Regions from separate parts of the Homo sapiens genome. Here regions 2 and 3 are each linked to region 1. The links are chromatin loops, found by intact Hi-C in ENCODE. Cell type or tissue: heart left ventricle. All regions are shown on one strand.

Evidence for each region. A loop is a pair of places that touch in the nucleus more often than their neighbours do. Peaks named below come from ENCODE experiments on the same cell type or tissue, not always from the same donor. Only the 100,000 strongest peaks of a DNase experiment are listed, where the experiment ranks them.
Region 2: it touches region 1 in a loop (4-fold over the local background); 3 of 110 quality-filtered maps call a loop at or near these places.
Region 3: it touches region 1 in a loop (2.2-fold over the local background); 9 of 110 quality-filtered maps call a loop at or near these places.

Annotation. Positions count from the first base shown.
Region 1 is chr1:84,580,887-84,588,886 of GRCh38, reverse strand. LOC105378819 (a long non-coding RNA gene) reads right to left here. Exons shown (of 2, transcript XR_947544.4): 2 at 5,269-5,947. Among named protein-coding and RNA genes, the nearest start is that of CTBS, 10 kb to the right of the region's middle. In heart left ventricle, no CTCF peak of the experiment used is centred here; no DNase peak of the experiment used is centred here; H3K4me3 peaks cover 613 bases; H3K27ac peaks cover 1,064 bases.
Region 2 is chr1:84,640,134-84,648,133 of GRCh38, reverse strand. SSX2IP (SSX family member 2 interacting protein) reads left to right here. Exons shown (of 14, transcript NM_001166293.2): 14 at 527-4,428. The coding sequence ends at 701. Among named protein-coding and RNA genes, the nearest start is that of LINC01555, 9.1 kb to the right of the region's middle. In heart left ventricle, no CTCF peak of the experiment used is centred here; no DNase peak of the experiment used is centred here.
Region 3 is chr1:84,450,699-84,458,698 of GRCh38, reverse strand. No RefSeq gene overlaps it. Among named protein-coding and RNA genes, the nearest start is that of RPF1, 25 kb to the left of the region's middle. In heart left ventricle, no CTCF peak of the experiment used is centred here; no DNase peak of the experiment used is centred here; H3K27me3 peaks cover 2,053 bases.

The DNA of each region.
Region 1 (8,000 bases):
TAAAAATCCCACTTGAGACTTAGGTGCAATGTCAGGTAGGGGCACAGCGGGCAAGATTGCAATGACTACTGCCCTGGACCTGACCTTGCATTACCTTGACTTCCTCAGTTACCCCAAGTTGTGAGCCTCAGAAGGACTGACTTATGCAAACTGAATCCAGAAATGAATGCATAATCTAGAACACCAATTTCTTTCTATCTTTCCTCTTTTCAATAACCAGTGAGGTAAGGTAATTTTCCTAGGGCCATATAGCTGTTAAAGACTTGACCTGGAGTATAATTCAAGTATTTTGATTCTGTCCGAAATTAAAGGTACTGAAAGTGCAGTACCAATACCAATGGAATTGTAGGATGATAAAGATCAATACACTAAGAACCAGAAATGTTATTTGCAGACATGTTATCTCTCTGTAAAATTAAGTCTGATTAATTGACCTAACCCCTGCCTTATGAGGATATATGTTTCTGGCTGCAGAAACATGTGGAGCACATTGAAGCCTGGCAGTTCTTTTAGGCCATCATTATACTATTGTGCACATTACTGAAATGCAGTTCTTAATTGCCACTACCATGACTGTCCTCACCACAGTTGGCATCACCATCAACTTCACTATCATCATAGTCTATATGGCAATTAAAGCAAAATTCTAATATTTTAAAATCAACCAGAATACAGGACAGTCCTGTTCCTGACTCCCCAGAGTCTTGAGCCCTGTGGAAGAAACTGACATTCCAAGGTGGCTGGTGCATGGATACTCTTATGGGTTGAATCGTGTGTCCCCTGTCCCCCTCCAAATTCATATCTTGAAGTCCTAACCTGTAGTACCTGAGAACATCACCTTATTTGGAGATATGGTATTTTTTTTTTTTCTTTGAGATGGAGTCTTGCTCTTGTTGCCCAGGCTGGAGTGCAATGGTACAATCTTGGCTCACTGCAACCTCCACCTCTCAGGTTCAAGCAATTCTCCTGACTCAGCCTCCTGAGTAGCTGGGATTACAGACACGTGCCACCACGCCCAGCTAATTTTTGTATTTTTAGTAGAGACAGGATTTCACCACGTTGGCCAGGCTGGTCTTGAACTCCTGACCTCATGATCCGCCTGCCTTGGCCTCCCAAAGTGCTGGGATTACAGGCATCAGCCACTGTGCCCGGCTGGAGATATGCTCTTTATCAAATTAAAATGAAGTCATTAGGGTGGGTTCTATTCCAATGTGACTGGTATCCTTATAGAAGGAAAATTTGGAGACAGACACATATACAGGGAAGATACCAACTGAACATGAAGATGACCGCCTACAAGCCAAAGAGAAGAGGCATGGAATGGATCCTTCTCTCATAGCCCTCAGAAGGAACCAACTCTGCCAGCACCTTGATTTTGGATTTCTGGCCTCCAAAACTGTGAGACAATACATTTCTGTTTTATAAGACACCAAGTTTGTAGTACTTTGTTGTGGCAGTCCTAGTAAACTAATATAGACACCAAATGAAATATTGTGACTGTCCTCCCAGTGTGTGAACTGTGGCAAAAAGTCATAAAGATGAGCTACATATAGCCTGTCAAGAGGATTCCAGTGGCTTCTCACTTCAGCCAATCCTGGCATACCAGCAAGAAGGCCTGGCCGCCAGGGCAGTCTCAGTCTGTGTTAGTTTCCATTATTTGGCAGCTGCTAAGTGGATACATTTTCAGTGGTCATCCATGCCAACAAAAGCCATTTCGAAGTGTTATGTTTACAGGTTGTCAGCTTGTTTTCTAAACTTCCCTAATTGGAGTACACAAAGACACATCGTCTCTGAGTCTTTGCATTCAGGATGGACTCGTTGAAATAAGACATAATTTCAAGGGATGAATGTACAGTCATTTCTTAAACAAGTTTGCTGCATGGGTAAAAGGTAAATTGAAAGAGATCTGGTTGAACAATACTTCTTGTCAACTTGACATAGCAAGGGGCTTCATTGATTATGAATTTATAATGAGCCAACAGGAGTATGGCTGCCCAGAAAGCTAAGAAATCATTAATGCCCAGAAAGCATTAAAGCATGTCAGCTAATACGAGGCAGCAATTCTGCTGTATGCTGCATGGACCAGATCATGCCTGACCTGCACTGTACAGATTATCTTTGCACCAGATCCTCTGAGCTCATCTAAAAGGGATGTGGGTGGGATGGTTGAGGATGGGATGGTGAAAAGGAAATTATGTTATATCAGCGACAACAGATGGAAATTGATTTATGTAGCCTAGGGAAGGAAAGATTTGGGAAGCAAAGGAGGAGGCAATATTGGCTGTTTATCATCAAATACAGAAAGAGTACCATGTGGAAAGAGGATCATAGTTGTTCTCAGGGTCCCCAAGAGGTTGAGTCAAGACCAATTCGAGTTACTGTAGACAATTTCCAGCTCAAGGTAAAAAAGCTATTGTGTAATTATTAGTTCCCTTAAAATAGGCTTGACTGCTTAGTGACATGGTGAGCTTGTTATACTGGAAGACCCAAGCAAAGGCTGAAAAGCACTTTTTATAGGGAGGGAAAGATGGATGTAAGGTGAGACTTTGAGAGCTGCTATTCAAAGGTGTGGTGAGGACAGCCCATGGAGATTCTGGAAGCCATCCTGGCTCATGCTGCTGACAGAGTGTTAGGTTGTGTCAGAGTGGTGACATTAATGCACAGAAAGCATTAAGGCATGTTAGCTCAGGGGAAGCAGTAATTACCAGAGTCACCCTAATGGTAACCGTTTTCTCCATCTTAGTAAAACAGACTGTAGGCATAGGCATGTTATCTAACATAAATTACCACTGATAGATGCAGGAGGCAGCTAAGGAAGGGTACCTGGAGAATCTCCAACCCACCTCACAAGTGTTTATGTCAGATGCTTTTGTGCAGATGAGGGAATCTGCCCAGGGCCTTGTCTGGGCATGCCCACAATGGACTGGGGGCCCACCTGTGCACTGGAAGAGTGGGGTGGAGCTCCCAGGAATGTGTGCCTTGTGCAGTGGAGAGGAGCCTGGACTCTTCAGCTCATGTGTGGTGGTCTGGTGGTCTGGTGGTCTGGTATTCAATCTGTGAGGTGGAAGCCTGTTTGCAGGATGCCCTCTTTTTTGTTCAGAGCTTTCTTTCCTTTTTTTTTTTTTTTTTTTTTTTCAGATGGAGTCTCACTCTGTCACTCAGGCTGGAGTGCAGTGGCGCAGTCTTGGCTCATTGCAACCTCTGCCTCCTGGGTTCAAGTGATTCTCCTGCCTCAGCCTCCTGAGTAGCTGGGATTACAGGTGTGTGCCACCATGCCTAATTTTTGTATTTTTAGTAGAGACGGGGTTTCAACATGTTGGTCAGGCTAGTTTCGAATTCCTGACCTCAAGTGATCTGCCTACCTCAGCTTTCCAAAGTACTGGGATTATAGGCGTGGGCCAATGCACCTGGCCGCTGACAGCTTTCTTTTAATAAATTCTGCTCTCTCACCTTTTAACGTGTCCACTACCTAATTTTTCCTGGTCATGGGACAAGAACCCAGGTTTTAGCTAAGCTAAGGAGCAAAGATCCTGCATCACCATCTACCAAGAGCTACTGTGGTTACTGAAAATGGCCCTGGGATGCTGTGCACCTCCATCTAAGCTGACAAGTTACTTGCTCAAAGGCAGGGAGGATTGGGGCTCCCAGGCACCTCAGCAGCTTAAGCCTTGCTCTTGTAGCTAGCAAATTGAGACTGCATGCCACAGCTGTTAAGATCATGGACTTTGGCTGGGTGTGGTGGCTCACACCTGTAATCCCAGCACTGTGGGAGGCCAAGGTGGGTGGATCACTCAAGGTCAGGAGTTCGAGACCAGCCTGGCCAACATAGTGAAACCCTGTCTCTATGAAAAATACAAAAATTACCCGGGTGTGGCGGAGGGTGCCTGTAATCCCAGCTACTCAGGAGGCTGAGGTAGGAGAATCACTTGAACTGGGGAGGTGGAGGTTGCAGTGAGCCGAGATTGCACCACTGCACTCCAGCCTGGGTGACAAGAATGAAACTCCATCTCAAAAAAACAAAAAACCAAAAAAACCCCCAAAAAACAAAAAACAAATTCATGGACTTTGGAGCTACATTGCCACAGTTCAAATCCTAGCTCTAACCTTACTACCCATATGAAATCTTCTTTTATTTAAGCTCTGGTGCCTGTTCGTTTGTAAACCAGAAATGATAATAATGGAAACTGCCTCATAGGTTGTTTTGAGAATGAAATCAGTAAAAGGATGTTACATACTTGGAACAGAGTCCACTGCTCTACATTTTACATTGTACTTTTAATCTGTCTGCCCCCAGCTGACACCTGCATTAGAATACTTACACCACCCAGCCTCTAAAAACATTTCAATATGTGGGAATTCCACCTAGATTCAAACCTGAGGTGTCATCCCAGCAGTCTATAATCAATCTTTGAAACAGAAATCAGATTTTGGATGGAAAACCACTGAAATATTCTGTTCTAATTAAACTGAGGCAAGCTTCCTGCTAAGTTCTATAGCAGGGGTTCTCAGAGTGTGGTCCCTAGATTAGCTGCATCAGCATTGCCTGGAAACCTTTTAGAAATGCAAATTTTTCTGGCCTCACTCTGGTCCTACTGTATCAGAGACTGTAAGGGTGGGCCCCGTCATCTGGGTTTGGCAAGCCCTTCAGGAAATTCTAATGCATGCTCAGGTTTGAGAGTATTCTTCATTCAGAACATCTGGGGTGAAGACCAAGATGTGCATCTAACTGGCACGTAGGTGACACTGATGCTTCAGGTCAGGGACTACATTTTAAGAACGACTGCTGTATAGGCTCTGAGCCTCTTTTGGGGGAGCTAAGACTGACACATATAAAAGAATTTAGAGGTCAGTTAAGTCTCTGAAGTTGTAGGGAGGCGCCTGAGTGCAGCATGAGAAACGATAAAGCACAGAAGACTGAAACTAGAGTGAAGCCAAGAGGCTGAAGGGGGAGGGAGCCTCGCAGCTTGAGACACAAAGGAGGCCAAGTGCTGACCACCCCGCTGCAGAGAAGGGCCTGCAGCGCGGAAATACAGACTTGTCCACATTAGGCCAGATCACAGAGAAATGGTAAAAGTCCGGCAGAGGAATTCGGACTTCACTCAGGAGTTCCTGCTGGTTCTGAAGCAGGAAAATGAGAAGTGGCCTCAGGGAATTAGAAAGGTCAGTCTGGGTAAATTTAAGAAGAAAGTGAAGAGGCTACGTTGTGTGGGGTGAATACCCATGGTTCATTGTCTCGCACCAAGAAAATTTAGGATAGGGACACACATGAGGAGTTTAGGAGTGGAAGTTTAATATGCAAAAGAAAAAGAAAGGAGAAAGGAAACCAGCTCTCTCTAGGGAGAGAGAGGGGCTTCCCAGAGGAAAGACTGGCTGGCAGTGGACTCACAGGATTTTATAGTCAGGCTTGAGAAGGCATTGTCTGATTTACATAGGGCTCACAGATTGGTTCAGTCAGGCGTGATGTTTACATAGTGCAGGGGAAGGCTGGTGGGCCCCACCCTAATCTTATTATGCAAATCAACTTTACCCTTGGCCCGAGCCATGTTGTCTGCTCCTTACTGTACATATGGCTGGCAGAGAAGGGAGAAGGGAGCCACCATTCTGAACATGATTGGCACAACTGCCGGCATCTATGTCTGCAGCTTGATTTTACAGGCTGCTGTTTGTTAGAAAGGAAAATGATTTGGGGCTGCTTTTCATTAAAAGGAAAACCTTACCGAGGACTTCCATACCCTCACTATCTGCCTAAGTAATTTCTTCTTAACTCCTCTATCAAAAGTGACTGGAGAAAAGGCTGCAGTCAGGAAAGCTTGGAGGCAGCAAGCAGGATGCGGCTTAAGAGGCTGTGCAGGCCTTGAAGTCAGCCAGACGGCAGGGTGGAGGCCCAGCTTCACCATTGCGGTCACTTGCTTCTTGGGCAGTCATCCTGTGTGCTTAGCTTGATTATCTGTAAAACAGGGTTGAGAATCATCCCTGCCTTACATGGCCATTACTACCAACTAAGAAGGATTTGAATTAGCATCATAGCAGGTAATGGAGAGGAAAAAGTTAAACAAAACAAAACCCAAAATTCTCTCTAGGCACTGAGCTTAAGAATATGAAAGAATGGTGATACCAACAACCACAAAGAAGACTCCAGAATGAGGAAAATAAATCCAGTTTTCTCTCAGAAACTGTATTTCAAACTACACTTTTCAAATCTACCAAAAGTAGAAATATATTAATTCATTCTTGTTTCTAGTTAGCTTAAGTATTATCTTCTCCTAAGAGAGCTAAAGTGAAATCTTTGTTTTGATAATTGGTTCTGGGAAGAGAATTTACATCTTTTAAATTTTTATTGGTGTTTGGGGGGTGTTAAAATAAATGTAAACTCATGTTGTAATTAGTATTTTAATTGTTATTATTTTCTGGGGTCTGTGGTGTTTAATTTCCTTTATAGCCATAAAGAGAATGTTTATTCCTACTGATGTTTAAAGAAGAGCATCCCCAAAGACACAAAGTCACTTTCAAAATGTTCTTTTCTTCTAGGATCCACTGGTGTTGATGAATGGAGTAATCCACAAGCCGGAGGATCTGGTGGAAACATCGGTGCTCACACATCACATTCCGGTAGGAAAACGCAATGCTCCACGTGAATTTGTAATCCATGAGTTTGGACCTCTGAGCTAACTTTATTTAAATTTATTTTGTCTTTAATTTATTTTGTTTTTTACTGGGAAATCACAAAACATATTTAACTGGATATTTGGTAATGTGAAAATAATGTCGTCCCATCAATTTTAAGGTTTTCTAACATCCCATTTTGAGATTTGGAAAAGAATGACCTTAAATGTGCCAAACCCAATAAATTTTGAATTTCAAAAATCTTTAAATTTTACAAAAAGTAAAAACTTATTAAGCACTTATTGTGTGCCAAGCACTGTGTTGAGTCTGGGGGATACTAAGCAAGTGGTTATAAATCACCGTCTCGGTTCTTGCAGGCTCCTGGGATGAGGAGACAGCTGATAGGTGAAAAGGCCACCTGGCTTTCCTCACTCCCTGAGCCTCTATCTACCCCAGCAGCTGGGCTTCCTTAAATCTCATGCGTTATGCTCAGTTCTGTCCTAGGCAGTGGAAGAAATCCTTCCTAGGCAAGGTGCATAAGAAGGTCTTGATGTCATGAACACTTAGGCATAGGATTCAGCCAGTGTTGCTCCTCCATTATCAGCCAGTGTGGCTCCTCCATTATCAGGTCAGCATTGCCACTTTTTTCACTCTGACCCACTTTGTTAGCATTCCTGATACTATTTTCCATTCCTTAAGCCATTATTTCTGAAATTAATTTTCTGAATTGTTCCTCAGGAGTTGGGCTTCCTGACCCCTGTAACCCACTGTCCCAGGGGACTGAATCTCTCACAGCTCCTGTCTGAGGTCCCAGTGCTTTTCATCCTCAAACTTTTCCTTGGTCAAATGCCACTAATTGGCCAGCTGCAGTGGCTCACATCTAGTGCTTTGGGAGGATGAGGATGGAGGATTGCTTGAGGCCAGGAGGAATTTGAGACCAGCCTGGGAAACATAGTGAGACCTCCATCTCTACAAAACAAAATAAAAATTCCACTAACTTTCTACCCGACTCCTACTGGGATGGTCATCTGAGATCTTGGTCCTATTTAGACTACATATAAAGGGCTTGATTCTTGCTTGTTTTTTCTTATCTTATAGTGCTCACTCTTAGACCACACTGACACCTCTACATCTGCACTCATGTCCCCATGTAGCAATTTCATTCAGCAGGAATGTTTTTACCCTCTTAGTGGCAGGTAGAGGGATAGGTGCTGGGGATAAAACTGCACCGGGATCATCTCTGCTCTCAAGCAGTGCACAGGCTAGTGGAGAAGACAGACAACATCATTGCTTTCTTTGATTATTCTTTCCTCCAACCCCCACATCTACCACATCAGCGAGTCTTCCCACCTGTTCCTACAGAAGATATCCTTTATCAGCCAACATATCCAGATGAC
Region 2 (8,000 bases), 59 kb before region 1:
CTAATTTCTACAACATCCTCATTGTTCCTTCACTGTAGAATGGAATTTTATATAAAGGCTGTGCCTTAGATTCCAGGCAAGGAGACTTGTGCGTAAGTTACCTAAAAAACTTAGTTTGATCATTTGTACAGGGATTCTGATGACCGAATTACTATAAGTATTGGTAAATAAATTTATAGTAATTTGGTCATCAGAATCCCTTGTACAAATGATTAAACTAGGCATGCACTACTACTCCCAGCTAATTTTTTGTAGAGACAGGGTTTCACCATGTTACTCAGGCTAGTCCTGAATTCCTGGGCTCAAGCAGTTCGGCTGCCTCAGCCTCCCAAAGTGCTAGGATTACAAGTGTGAGCTACTGCTCCCAGCCGTTTTTTTTTTCCAAGTAAAATTTTAAATTATATTTTTGGCCTAGATTTTTAGAATTAAAAGGAACTTATTTTTTTTGAAGAGTGCCACATTATGAGGTTAAAGTACAAAAGAAGGAGAGGATAGTCACTAAGATCTGCCTTTCTTTTCCCAACAGTTCAATCAATGTACTGAATATAACTGCTGAAGAAATTAAACCAAATCAGGTTGGAGGAGAATGTACAAATCAAAAATGGAGTGTGGCATCAAGACCTGGATCACAGGAAGGTTGCTATAGTGGATGCTCCTTGAGCTACACAAATTCTCATGTAGAAAAAGATGACTTACCTTAGACATGTGGACTGGAATTTTTTTCATTAATGTGTTCATCAAGTTTCACATCTAAGTTGAAACAGGGTGTGTCATAAAGTCAGTTATCTCTAATAACTTAAGATGGTCTGAGTTGTTTGTTTGGACTTCCCTGTCTTCCCCCAAAGAGTTGAAATCTTAAATCTATTTAAAAGGATATAAAAGCTTTGGATATGTATTTTTAGTAACAGAAGCATCTGGTTCTGTGAATAAAGGAATGTATAGATGTTTGGATGGAAACAAAAGCACTAGACTGAGTTTCCTCTTATAGGTATTAAAAATAGCACTTTTAGGAAACTGATTATTGTAAATGTTTAATTTTGTCTCAAATATAGTTGGCATTGGAAGTTTAGCCTTTACTTGAATGTATACTGTAGATTTTTAACAAAGCGAGTTCTATATTTATTATGTTTAGTGTGGTTTGAAATTACCTCTTTCATATGTTTTAAATAAAGTGAAATTTATGTATGTTTTGTACATAGATACACATGATTATGTTAAGAGGCTTTAAGATTTAAAAGTTTCACACAACCATAAGTATAGTATTTCATGCCAGTAAAATTTTTTTAGTGGTATTCTGTTTACAGATGTATTAGGACCATTGATGCATTACATTTAAGAATTCTCTTTAATACATCTGGGCAATAAATATTGAAAGGTATTCCATGAAGCTGAGTTCTTTAGATAATCAACACTACTAACATTACATTTTTGAGATTTTTATGACATTAGATTTTTATTTTGTATATGTAGAATATTATAATTTTTAAAAGGACTATTGATGATAGAAGAATAGGGGCAAGACGACAAAAGTACCTTTGAATAAAACAATTTAAGAAATTGGTTTAAGATATTGGATGATAGAAGATATTTAAGATATCTAGATGGTGATATTTTCCTTACAAGATGGGTACCAGTATAGTAATATCTGTATACTAACTAGGGCTTTGTATTGTCAATAATTTTTTAATAATTTTTTAATGAGGTATTTACCACTGAAGAAATATGATAATATAAAACCATCAAATTTTATAATTGAGATGATACTCTGGAAAAACATGTCATTTCATTTTCAGAAAACTCTTAAGCTCTCTTCAGTCTCTGTAATGTTTCTGATTGCATGTTTCTTCATGAAAAGTATGTTGTTGTTTTGATAGTAATAATAATAAATGTAGGCTCAGCTCTTTCCCAGGATTTTCATCAAAAAGCTTTAAGTGCCTAACCCTGCTTGTCTCTGTACATAGAAGCCTGCACAGATCCAACCCTTGCTAGGTATCATAGTTTAGGCCCATTTACCTTCCCCTGTACTGGCAGTTCAGCCGCTTACATGCACTCACCCTGTTTGTGGCTATTTTAAATTCATATTATTAAAAAACAAAAAAAACCCACCTATTTGTGTTGTCCATTCACTATACGTAACTATGTAACTCTTTGGAGTTGCATAGCAGCAGCCATTTTTTCAGGGCTGATAGGATATCATTAAGAGTGTCTTATGAGACATTAGTGGATATACTCATAGTAACCATATTTATAGTTTTAAAGAGCTAGCTCTTGAGCATTAGTCACTACCTTCAGCTTGATGCATGGTCACTTCTTTACTATTTAAAATACTACACATTGTACAAAATATCGAAGACACTACCATATGCTAAAGGAAGAAATCTAGCTGGGATATAGGATTTTTGTTGTTTTTGTTTTTGTTTGTTTTGCTATTTAGCAATAACATGGTCAAAAAGGCAATCAGAAATTTTAAATACAGTTAATGGATACATTTGGCAACAATTTTCCCCCGAGGGTTTTCCATGGTGTACTTTGCAAGAAATAAGCACTCTAATTTTTAAAGTAAATCTCTTATTTTAGCAAATATTATATTTCATGACAATGGAGTTCTAGAAAGCAGCATCTGTTTTTTGTTGCGTGTTTCCATTTTAAAGTGAGTTGAGTTCTCAAATTGGAAAGAAAGATTCCTTGAGACGTACTTTTAAAATCTAAAGTGTGAAAGAAACAGCAGAGTAAAAGCCAGACTCATTGCACCTTCAATGTCTGCATAGATCCAGAAGTTGTACATTTTACCTAACAACATCACTTTTGTTGAACATTCCAACTCCAGAATGATCCCCAATCACCCTAATCTCAGAATGCTGGAATGATGTCTGTTGGAAAACCCAGGACTCCACACACAAAACTCCTGGGATTTTGTTTCCCATCTCTTTCTAGGTGTTTGCAATGTACAAATAATACAGCTGTGCTAATCTCACATTTAGCCATGATAGATGATGGTTCTAGAGTGTACTTCCATTTGTAAGTCCTCCTGATAAGTGCTTTCTTGTTTATCACTATGTAAATCTGAAATATTTTGTACTTCATTTGTTTTTATCCATTCTGAATTTTCAAAGCATAAAAATGTCAAAGAAAAATTGAGATAAACATTTTGTTCACCATTAAATGTTTGCATCTGCAGTCTATGATGAGAAACAATGAAATTATGACTAAAATTTAACAAATAGTATTTTCTTATAGAAGCAATGTATTAAATGATTAGATACACAGGACAGTTCACAGCAAATTGTTTACTTACATGGCATAATTGAAATACTGTTATTTGTAAAGAGTTCTATACTGCCTACCTTAGCTAACCAGAATTGTTCATAGACTTGTGATAATATGGTGTTATGGGAAAACACATTTTGTGCGCATGATGAAGAGAGCACCGTGAATCTAGTCTTGACTGCCCCTGGTGGAACATTTGAAAGCCCTTGGGACTCCAGGAGAGAGGTTTTTGCAGCATGTATGCTAAATTTGTGAGTTAGCAAGACCCTGCTGTGATTACTATGTTGTACAGATCTTCAAAGTATATTGCCTAATATGAGTCATGTTATTTCTAGATTGAATTTAAAGTAAGTATGGATTATGGAAGTCTAGTAAATATACTTTTCCCTATTTTTGTCCTTTTTCAGTCTTTTGGTAAGCATTTATTAAGTACCTGCTGTATGTCAAGGCTTACTACTGCTTTCCAATCCTTGGTGATATGAAGACAGATAAGCACGCTGCCTGCTATTAGGAATCTGAGCTGAGTGGAAGGCCAACTATTAAACCTACATTGTAATAAACAATGGTGGATGCTACGGACACATTCAGTCTGTTCATAAAACATGGACTGATGGGTCTGCTCCAGGCCACATTTGTTTTTTAACAGTAACGTGGCTAGGCTTCCATTTATAAGTCTTAGCATTATTTCCTTTGTGAAGTACTATGTAACAGATGATTGTTTGCTAGATTTTGTTTTCTACAATCAAAATGTTGACCTGCAAAGCAGTGTAGGATTTTCTCTCCTCAAGAGCGTGTATTATTATCTAGTAGAAAAAGCATTCCCAAAGACTTGGTCCATGCAGATAAGGATAATGAAATTGCTCACTCTAATCCTTTTTCTAAATACAGTGTTTTTCAAGCTGGATGTAAATTAGAGTGGGTGGATATTGATTAAATTATTTGATTTATATGAAATCAAATGACTGGTTGAGGTTTTTTTGAACATTTACAAATAATGGATTCCTGAGAGCTCAGGAAGTACTGTAATGTCAGTGACATATGAAGCTCCTGATAAAGATCCACCTCATTCATATATTTGAGCTTCAGAAATACATGTACCTAGTATAATGCTTAACAGCACATAATATTTGTTGATGAGAAATACACTGATGAAACAACACATTTTTTTACTGGAATGAATGGACTATAAGTTTGGGGTTAGAATCCTAAAACTCCTCTTTCTCAAGAGGGTAAGAACCTTGTCATGAATCTATGCATGTGTACTTCCAACCCTATCTCAATTCCTTGCATATAGAGTATCATGATAGAGTAGGTTATGCTGCAATTAAACATTAAGTCGGTGTGGCGTAATAAAATTTATGCTCATGAAATGTCCAGTGTCAACTGGGCAATCCTCCATTTTTAGCTATGCCATCTGGACGCATGGTCTCCAACATCGCCAAATCAGAGCGAGCAGACTAGCAGATGGTGTAGGATATTTTTAAGGGCCAGACCTGAAAGAGACATGCCTTCCACCTACAGCCTCACTGCAAACAAGACTGGGAGGTATAGAACATGTAGCTATTTGGTGAGCACTTACAATCTGCTATCAAATGTAGTTGATGCTAGGTATTTCGTCCATGCATATTACTCTGCAAGGGGTTTATTGCTGATTATTAAAGCAAATATTCTTAATTTTTGGAAGGAATGTATTTTAAAGCTCCTCACACTTTCTAACCTTTTTATAATACAAGTTTCTGAATGTTCAAATGGTAGTTTTACTCATTTAGTTATTAAAGTATCTTACAGTGCACAGAACACTTTTATTTTTCAACTGTCAGGGAATCTTAACCTTCCTATTTTTAGAGTTGATAACAGACTCAAGTGTTAAATAATGAACCCAAGGTCACATAACTGCTGTTAAGTGATAAGACCAGACTTTAACCCATATCTTAGGTTTGCTAAATTTCCACCTTTTCCCACACTGCTGCAGTGCCTGCTTGTAGGGCTTTCTAAGTGAAATTATTCACCCATTAGCTGCCACCTATAATCTACATCAAAAGTAGTGATCATTTGGTCCATGTTCAAGACTTGGCCTCATTTTTTTGTGATTGGTTACCATGGCAGATCTATTCAGGGTTGGACCACTACCTTTCTGCAATTAAGATACTAAGGATTTCATTGAAATAGCTAATTTAGTAGTTTATGATACTCTAAAGGCCATTGAGTAATCTGAAGATATGTCTAGATCACCTGCAATTTGTGTGTGTGTGTGTGTGACAGTGTCACCCAGGCTGGAGTGCAGTGGTGCCATCTTGCCTCACTGCAGCCTTGCTCTCCCGGGCTCAGGCAGTCCTACCACAGGCTTCCAAGTAGCTGGGACTACAGATGTGCGCCACTACACCTGGCTAGTTTTTTGTATTTTTTATAGAGATGGGGTCTCACCATGTTGGACAGGCTGGTCTCGAACTCCCAGGCTCAAGTGATCCGCCCCCCTTGGCCTCCCAAAGGGTTGGGATTACAGACGTGAGCCACCGCCTCTGGCCAGCCTGTATTTTTCTGCCCTGCCATTTTGTTCACTCTTGGCAGTTTGTGTGCCGTGTCCCAACTGTAGCTACAGTCACAGTGACCAGAAATACTTCATTTTGTCCAAAAGGTTCAGTCACCTTTTGCAGACATTTTATCATGAAAAATAAAGTAGTAGAATTAACAGGAATATTTTTACTCAGTTTTAGAAGGAAAACGGCTGATGTAGGGCAGCTGGATATTTTCTAGTTTCTCTGTTGCATCTGCATTTAGATAGATTTTCTTGTTTCTGGTCTGTCATGACAGTTTCATTCCTTTTTACAGTGTTCTATTAAACCAAACCATACCCCAGCCCAGTGTACTCATTAGAAAAAAGTAAACATTTGCATATTCCCTAGAACCCTAAAACTGATAACAAGAACCTACCCTCCATTCTGGCTTTTGGATCCAATTTTCTATTATGTATGATGTCTAAACCGAGGTGGTCAATTGTTCATCCCAGCCAGGCATAGGATCAGACAGCTGAGTTCCCTAGGATTAGACTGCTAGTGCTTAGCCATGACTACTATGGCTGGTTTTGTTAACCTGTAAGTATAGTTTTTACTTGACTAAAACATGCTGTAATTTATTTACCCTACCTTGAGATTTTTTTCTTCTGTAATTCTCAGCCCAGAACTATTATTTCAAACTAAACTTGTATTTCACATTTTTAATTAGTGAAGAGGCTCAACGAAATGCAATTTTCAAATAGTCACCCAATAGTATAAAGCTTTTGTGGAATATCAATTTAATTTCTAGCCACTTTTAGTTTCTTTTATCTTGAAAATCTTTTACCTTAATAACTAGTTGATTTGGTTTTGTAATGTTATTCCTTTTAAGCAAAGAGGTATTAAATAATAAGGAAGGCTGGGTGTGGTGGCTCACGGCTGTAATCCCAACACTTTGAGAGACCAATGCAGGCAGATCACCTGAGGTCAGGAGTTTGAAACCAGCCTGGCCAACATGGTGAAACCCCATCTCTACTAAAAATACAAAAATTAGCCGGGCGTGGTGGCAGGCGCCTGTAATCCCAGCAACTCGGGAGGCTGAGGCAGAAGAATTGCTTGAACCCGGGAGGGGTAGGTTGCAGTGAGCCTAGATCACGCCATTGTACTCCAGCCTGGGGGACAAGAGCAAGACTTCGTCTCAAAAATAAATAAATAAAAAATAAATAAATAAGGAAAATCTCTATAAATTAGATCTCAGTGAAATTAAACTTTTCCAAACAAATAGTTTTTCAGATTCTGTGTTAATGCCCCAAAGAAAACTAGAAATCCAACAACTAGCCACACAAAGCCTTGGTACATATGTTCTAAAGAAGCTATTTTGATCTTAAACCATGAAAAATTTTAACTGGAATTTTAAAAATCACATTGCCTTTTTATTTCCAAAGCACTTGTCTTCATTTTTATCAAGGGCAAATATCTGAGGAAACAACTCATAAATGCTTTTTGTTGTTGTTGAGACAGAGTCTTACTCTGTTGCCCAGGCTGGAGTGCAGCGGCGTGATCTCAGCTTACTGCAACCTCTGCCTCCGGTGTTCAAGCAATTCTTCTGCCTCAGCCTCCCAAGTAACTGGGATTTCATGCATGCACCACCATGCCCAGCTAATTTTTGTATTTTTAGTAGATACAGGGTTTCTCCATGTTGGCAAGGCTGGTCTCAAACTCCTGACCTCAAGTGATCTGCCTGCCTCAGCCTCCCAAAGTGCTGGGATTACAGGCATGTGCTGCCACGCCTGGCCTCATAAATGCTTTTAATTGAAATTCTTTGATAAGGAACGAAAAGACTATGGTAAATCTCAGAGGCAGGTTCTGGCCTTGGCAGTGAGGGCCAGAAAGGGGTGTACATCAGAGACACAGTTGCTTGTGGTGTGGTTTCCCAAAATCTGGAGGTGCACATTCCTGTTGACTCAAACTTTTGATAGTGAAATGGGGAGCTATTCATGATTAGGCCTGTACCACAGTGGAAATTGGGACAAATGATCACCCTGTGTATAATGGAAGCCCTGTCCAAGTAAGCATAACTCTGACTTGAGTTTTGATTGTTGAACCTGTAAACCCAAAATAAAATCCTAAGGCCCCCCAACTATTTGGGTCCCTTCTCTCAGCCAAGGGCATTCCAAAGTTAACCTGAAAAACTAGTTCAGGCCACGATGGGAAGGAAGGGTGAGACATGCCTGATTATAC
Region 3 (8,000 bases), 130 kb after region 1:
GCTTGAACCTGGGGGGTGGAGGTTGCAGTGAGCCAAGATCACTGCATTCCAGCCAGGGCAACAGAGCCAGACTCTGTCTCAAAAATAAGTAAATAAAATAAAATAAATTACCCAGCCTCAGATATTCCTTTATAGTAACCCAAATGGTCTAAGACAGTGTCTGATTGGAAAGTTCATTAGTTCTTTCACTCACTTAACACTCTTTTTTTCAGAACCTGTCCCTAAAAGCTCACAGACTTGTAGGGGAGACAAACATATAAACAAATAATTACAACACAGTAAAATAAAAAATAGAGGCATGTGCAAGATATACAGTGGGGAAACTGAGATGAAGAAAAAAAGTGGTGGGGGAAACAGTGTTAGGGAGAAAAGGGTACCCTGGAAGTTTCCCTAAGGAGGAGGTGTTTGGATTGAGTAAGTTCTCCAGGAAGACAAGGAATAGGGAGGGAGATTCGAAACAGAGAGAACAGCATGTGTAAAGAGTCATAGATATGATACAGGATAATGTGTTCAAGGAAATGCAAATCCCTTAATATTATGGGGATATAGGTGCAGGCAAGGAAGAGAATTAAAGTTGAAAAGGGTTGACTAGGAGAGACTAGAAGAATATGAAGGAATTTGGAGCTTTACTGGAGGTAATGGTGAGCCAATAAGTAGTTAGAAGCAGGAATGACACAATGAATTTAGTGTTCAGACAAATTGAACTCCAACTTCTTCCAATTGATTATCACACATAAGCAATGTATTTAAAAGTAATTAAATATATGAGATTTTTATATCTCTAAAGTGGCCGTTTGCAGTGAGCATATGTTTTTATGCCTACCCAGCATCCATTCTTTTTTTTTTTGTAATAGCACCTGATTTTCTTTTGGGGACTTACCCACCCCCAATGCCTACAGTGTCCTATAACTATGAAATAAATTGTTTTACCCTCCTTGGCTGAAGGTTGGGAAAGGGATGTAAGAAAGGGTCCTCCAACTCCTTCAGAAATTTAAATTTTGTGAGCGGTGACTCAAGGATAGGACTCAAGGATACCAGATAGATTTGATCCATCTGGTATCAGCACCCCGAGGGGATGGTGCTGCACTTTTGGTTATCCAGGTTACCAAAGTGATTTCACTTTCTGAAGCTAGGTGTTCCCAGATTGCCTTTGATTTCCTGAACTTCTCCATAATCTTCCAGTAAATTCCATGTTTGCTTGAGGTAACAAATTCTGCTCAAGTCAGGTGCAGTTTGCTTCTAAGCTAAGTACCTTAATTTATATATCACCTGGGAGAATGATCAGCTTACTTTTATCTGCTGAAAATTGCTGGAAAATTTGTACTAAGGTTGTTGTACTCCTATCAGCATAGACAAAGCAGGCAGCCTTTCTCTCTCTGGGTCTTGGTGCTGAACCTGTGTGCTGGCAAGAAATGGGCTCACATTTGCTTTGCTCTCAGAACCTGTAGACCTTCTTCACTCTCCTTCTCTTCTCCCTTAGCCACCAACCTGAAACAGGAAGAATCTCTACTTGTGAAAGTCCTTTTAATTTTATATTTCTGATCATGACACTTTTTTATGTTTAGTATAGAAACATCTCCTTCACAAAAACACCCATGTTATCCCAAGACTTTGGAAGAAGAATGAAAAAGACTTGCAGCCCTCTTCTGCTTCCCATCCTGCCACAAAGCTACTCAGAGGCCATAAACACATAATTATCTATGTGCTTGAATGTTGGGGGATGGGAGGTTCAGGTTGAAGATAGAACAAAAATGAAAAGGCACAAGGAAAGAAAATAAAGCAAGTTAACAATTCACAATACCTCAGTAGCTTAGTAATAAAAATAATGGTGCCTTTCAACATATCTTTATTATCATTCTTTATAATCATTTTGTTTTTATGTTTTGTCTTATATTTTACCCACAGATGGAGAGTATAAATTTACTACTTCATATATTGGGTTGCTTTCCTGGGTACATAGTAGCTCTTTTAGTCACTGTAATATCAGCAATGATGATGCTTGTATCTGAAGATGAACAATAGTCATGCATTTTCCAAATCATCTGAAAGAGCTATTGGAAGCCACACTTCCCATCACACAGCCTGTCCATCTTCAACACTGGCTTTTCAGTCACTGGCTAGGGGTTATTTAGTCAACTTTTTCATGCACACCTTCGACTTCTGGCATGCAAAGCTTTCTGCATGCTTTTATGTAATGTGAATCCAGATGGTGGATTGTATGTGGGTGCAATAAATGACTGAATGTTTTCACATGTTTCTTGGCTGGAATTTATAATGGTGGAGTTTCTTTCCTAAGCCTCCACGACTGCCACATTCTGCAATAATTTTCACCAGATTACATAGATGTTCTGATAGAATCAGGGACCAAGGAAGCTAAAATGGTTCTTCCTCTAATCCTGATCACATCTCTTTCCCTCTCCTTAGCTAATTTATTTCTCTGCTACAGAAACTTGGAACTTTGCTGTACAGAGAAGACTGAGGTAAACAGGGAGAATAAACGCGCTGAAAGGAAGGGAAAGCCAGTAAAGGAAGTTGGAGAGATAATTGAAAATTTGAAAGAGAAGGTGGAATCAATACCCTTAAAATATTTTTAAGTATTCAAAAGCAAACAATTAGAATTAGTGAACGACAACAATAAAATACTAAAAAAGGGGCACTTATGCCTCCTCTCCTCATACACCTGCACCCCCGTTCCCCCATCCATTTCCCCTTCCCAAGCCATACTGATACATGATGTTTCAGCTGCATGTTGTGTTAGAGGCCATTTCACAAAAGTCACAATGGTCTTGAATGTTATTTTAATATGCATCTTAGAGCTATTGCTCATTTTTACAGTATTGGGATTCCTCTAATAAACAGAGAACTGCTTTGTCATTACTAAGCAGTGAAGTTATCCCTCTTACAGGGGACTGCTTGAGAAGATAACCAAAGACGGGAATCGAGATTTGGACCTACCTCTTACCACTATCCTCATGATGGAGGTAACTTATATTCTGGACCCTATAGGACCACTTTGTATTCTTGTTCATGTTTGTAGTTTACTTGCTGTGATTTCTTTTGTGAGATGAGGTCTCACTCTGTCACCCAGGTTGGAGTGGAGTGGTTTGATAATGGCTTACTGCAGCCTTGACCCCTGGGCTCAAGCAATCCTTCTGCCTCAGCCTCCTCCTGAGTAGATGGGACTACAGGCACATGCCACCATGCCTGGCTAAATTTTTTTTTTCTTTAAAGGGCTGGGTTTCCCAGCGTTACCCAGGCTGGTCTCAAACTCCTGGGTTCAAGTCGATCCTCTCACCTTGGCCTCCCAATGTTCTGGGATTACAGGTGCAAGCTACCGCTCCCAGCCTATGATTTCTTTTTACCTGTATATCCTTGGTAGTATTTGAAAACTTGTGTTTGACTTCATCTGTTTTCTTTGGATATGAATGTAGCTAGTAGTAATATAAATGGTAGTTTGCTTGAGTGGTGGCAAAGAAAGCCTATTTCATTCCTTTTATTATAGGTTTGCCTTCTAAGTGGAAGCTACCTTGAGATGAATTTAGCATTATTTTTGCTAGCAAATGCTTGTGTCATTCTGATATTTCTTTTCTCTCTCTCTCTTTTTTTGATTTCCTGATAAAATAATAAATCCCTTTATTCTTTCATCCAGTCGGCTTAGAAGGGGAATGTGAAAGATGACTTCATCCATTTTTTTCTTTGGAGATTTGCTTTACTAATTACCCAGGCTTTGATGTCCACATTTCCACATTTGTTACCATTCCTTGGTGCTATAGTGGATTTCTCTCATAATCTCTTATCCTTTTAACTTTACTTCCCAGAGGCAAAGGATTTGCTCTGTACCTGACTGCATTATGAAACACCTATTTGCCTGACCCACCCCTCCTCAGGCTGCACCACCCAGGACACTATGAAAATGAAGTTGCAACTGACTGGAAGTCAGCAGTACTACACCGGGTCCAGATGAACGTAAACCAACATGGAACCCCAAGGCCATGCTCTAGAGGGTCAGCTCTGAACCTCCTTGAAGTAAGTGTTCAGCCAGGTTATTAATTCGTTTAGTGTTGGTTTTTGAAATGCTACTTTATTGGGTCTTTAAAAATTTGATGCTTGGCATAGAGGACAAGGTCTCTAAATGTAGGACTTCACTGAATGAAGGTGATCACTACCAGGCTGTCTCTCTTTTTTCTGTTTATAAATGCCTTTTTCTCTTTTGTTGGCCTTTTTTTTTTTTTTTTTTTTTTTTTTTGACAGAGTCTCGCCCTGTCACCCAGGCTGGAGTGCAATGGTGTGATCTTGGCTCACTGCAACCTCCGCTTCCCGGGTTCAAACAATTCTCCTGCCTCAGCCTCCTGAGTAGCTGGGATTACAGGTGCCCACCACCACGCCCAGCTAATTTTTGTATCTTTAGTAGAGACAGGATTTCACCATGTTAGCCAGGCTGGTCTGAAACTCCTGACCTTGTGATCTGCCCGCCTTGGCCTCCCAAAGTGCTGGGATTACAGGCGTGAGCCACTGTGACCGGCCTTGTTGATATTTTATACTCTGTGCCTTGGAAGAAATACTTCCTAGGAATTTATTTTATTTTACAGCAGGCTGGCAAAAATGAAAAAGAGACTTGACAGGAAATGGAGGTAAAAATTCAAGGATTAATTAAATTCATACATTTTGTCTTAGATTTTATATGGCTCACAGACAATCTGTATAATTTGTCTGATTCTCACAGATTATCCCAAATGTTATTTATTATTCATTCAACAAGCATTTATTTATTTATTTATTTATTTTTGAGATGGAGTTTTGCTCTTGTTACCCAGGCTGGAGTACAGTGGAGCGATCTCAGCTCACCGCAACCTCTACCTCCCAGGTTCAAGCGATTCTCCTGCCTCAGCCTCCCAAGTAGCTGGGATTAAAGGCGCATGCCACCAAGCCCAGCTAATTTTTTATTTTTAGTAGAGACAGGATTTCTCCATGTTGGTCAGGCTGGTCTCGAACTCCCAACCTCAGGTGGTCTGCCCGCCTCGGCCTCTCAAAGTGCTGGGATTACAGGCGTGAGCCACGGCGCCTGGGCTAACAAGCATTTATGAAATTGAGCACTTTGAAAATAAAGAGGGAGAGATTTGAACTAGAAAGTGAGCTCCATGAGCACAGGATTTTTGTTTATTTTGTTCACTGCTCTATTCCTAGCACTTAGAACAGTGCCTGGCATGTAAGTGATACTCAATAAATATTTGCTGATATATAAATAAATGAATGAACACTACTGTGATTTAAAAATATTCATTTTAGAATAAGAGGTGTATTATGTACATCAGATGTAGGATTGTGAATATAATAAAGCCTATCAATTAGAAAAGGGCCCTAGAAAGACTTGACATGCAAGTGTCAGAGGAGATATGCTCCTTTGTGTTCAGAGTGGGCAGTTATTTGATGGTCCAGATGGTTTTACCTCAAAGGAAGAATGTGGTTAAATTTTTGTTGTTGTTGTCATTGTTGTTGTTTTTGGAGACAGAGTTTTGCTCTTGTTGCCCAGGCTGGAGTGCAATGGCGCGATCTCCACTCACCACAACCTCCGCCTCCCGGGTTCAAGCAATTCTTTTGCCTTAGCATCCCGAGTAGCTGGGATTACAGGCATGTGCCACCATGCCCGGCTACTTTTGTATTTTAGTAGACATGGAGTTTCTCCATGTTGGTCAGGCTGGTCTTGAACTCCCAACCTCAGGTGATTTGCCCGCCTTGGCCTCCCAAAGTGCTGGAATTACAGGCATGAGCCACCGTGCCTGGCCGAATGTGGTTAAATTTATCTTTTTCATTTTTACTCCTATTTAGAAGGTAAAAAGACTCTTATTTATAAAAACAATGAATTAGTTCTATTTATTAGTCTTTCTGTGTTCATTTAATGCCGGTGTCTAAGGAACCTAAGGCATTGACCAGGGGGTCTTATTAAACGTCACAGCTCAGCAAGGAAGTTGTGAGCAGAGCCAGCTCTTGGGGTAGGCAGTGTGTACTTCTGCCTATGGCAGAAGCTCCTACGGCAGTGCCATGCCAACTCTCACTATAGTTTCTGTTTTTGAATTTTGTGTTGGCTGTTCCTCTATTTCTGTATGTTTCTTAGAACCAGAAGTAAAGAGATGGGGAATTAGAGATGGAGATCTGCAATGCTGCTGAAGGGCTTGGCTGGCACCCTCTCTCACCCCCCTTCTTTCCTCTCTACCTAGTTCTGAGCATCTTTTTCCTCCTTTGATCCTCCAGTGGCAAAGTCAAAGTGGGCACCAAATGCAGACTTGGCCAAGTGAGCTACCCAGGTTGGGGGGGCACCATCACCTCTTTTTTGTTGTCTCAGGATTCACAACTTCAGAATAACCTTTTGGAAGTTAGGCTGTGTCTATGGCAGTAAGAACAGAAGTTCTGCCTTAGGCTTTAGCCATTATACTGTGCTATAAAGAGCATGTAACATAGCCTAATACTTTATGTTGCAGTTGAAGTGTTACGGGATTTTATTTTATAAGAACTTAAATCCAACACATAAATCTCTCTCAGATCAGCCAGGCTTTGTGTTTTTTCCTTTTGTAACTCATTCTGAGTTGATCTAAGACAAACATTCCTAAACTAGCTGGGTAGAAAGGACACTGTGGTGTAGCGGGAAAAGCCCAAGAAGGCAAATCAGGGCTCAGTTCTAGATTGGACTTGGTTGCTAACTAGCTTTTTATCCACAGTGAGTCAAGATTCTGGGCCTCACTTTCTTGGTTTATAAACTAAGAGAATTGCATGAAATGAACTATAGCACTGCTTTCAGCTCTCATCTATTTAGGCTCAAGACCTTTTGCCCCTTCTTTCTACCATTTTGAATAATGGAATATAAAGTGTTGGAAAGAATCCTAGCATTGGCTGAGTAAATGTTAGTTAAATCTGAGTTAAATTGAATATAGTCAACCCACTCAAGTTAATAGAGGAGGGAATTACATGAGTACAGAAAAATCAAGTTACTTGCTTAGGTCACACAACTAATTAATGGCAGAAACCTGACGTTCTAATCACAAATCATGAGTTTTTTTTCTCAGAAAAAACTTTGGTGATCACGGTGGGTGTAGAGGAAGCAGTAGTTTTCATAAAGGTGTTAAATTCTTATTTCTGCTAAGTTGGTTAGCATTGCCTATTATGACAATCCATGAATATCTTGTGCCAAAATGCTGCTGGCTGTTGTGCAGAGACACGTGTTGGTTGCTTTAGAATTAAACACAGACCAGAAACTCCTGGAGAAAAAAGGCCACCCCTTTTTTAATCACTCTCTTTAATTTTTCCTTCTGACTTAACTTTTAAAATTGGGCTGATTGTTCAAATAGTAGAAGAGGTTAGAAAAATCTGTTCAGGAAGACAAGAACCAGGAGTTCTAGTCCAGTCTCTACATGGGGTTTGGAGAATCTGGGTGGCCGAGTGGCATAAACTAACATGAAATTGGTAGCTCTCTTCTCCATACACTATTTCCCTGCTTAGAAATGAGTGTTGTCTAAGTATGAATTCATCTTCCTCTCCGAGGCTGGGCTCTTTCTGACCTCCCTGTTTCTTTGAACAGTGTCACTTCTTCAAGTTACTCACCCCTCAAACCTTAGTAATCTCTGACTCCTCCCCTTTCTCTGATACACTGAAACAGTTGCTAAACTTCATGGATTCCTCCTTCACAATGTGTCCTGCATTGGTTTTACTTCTTCATTCCTATTATTGTTCACATATGTCACTTAAAGTCATATCTTGTGAGTAGTTAAGAATGTGAGTTTGGAATCAGGTAGAACTGGGTTTGAGTCCTAGCTCTGCCACTTACTACCTGGTGTCATTGCTTAATCTCTTTGTTCCTTAATTACTTTATCTTTCAAATGGAAATAATAATTGTGTTGATCTCAAAGAATTGTGAGAATTAAAGAACATATGTAAAATACTTAGTACAGTGCCTAACATATAAGTGTTCTAGTTTTTTTTTTTTTTTTTTTGAGATGGAGTCTTGCTCT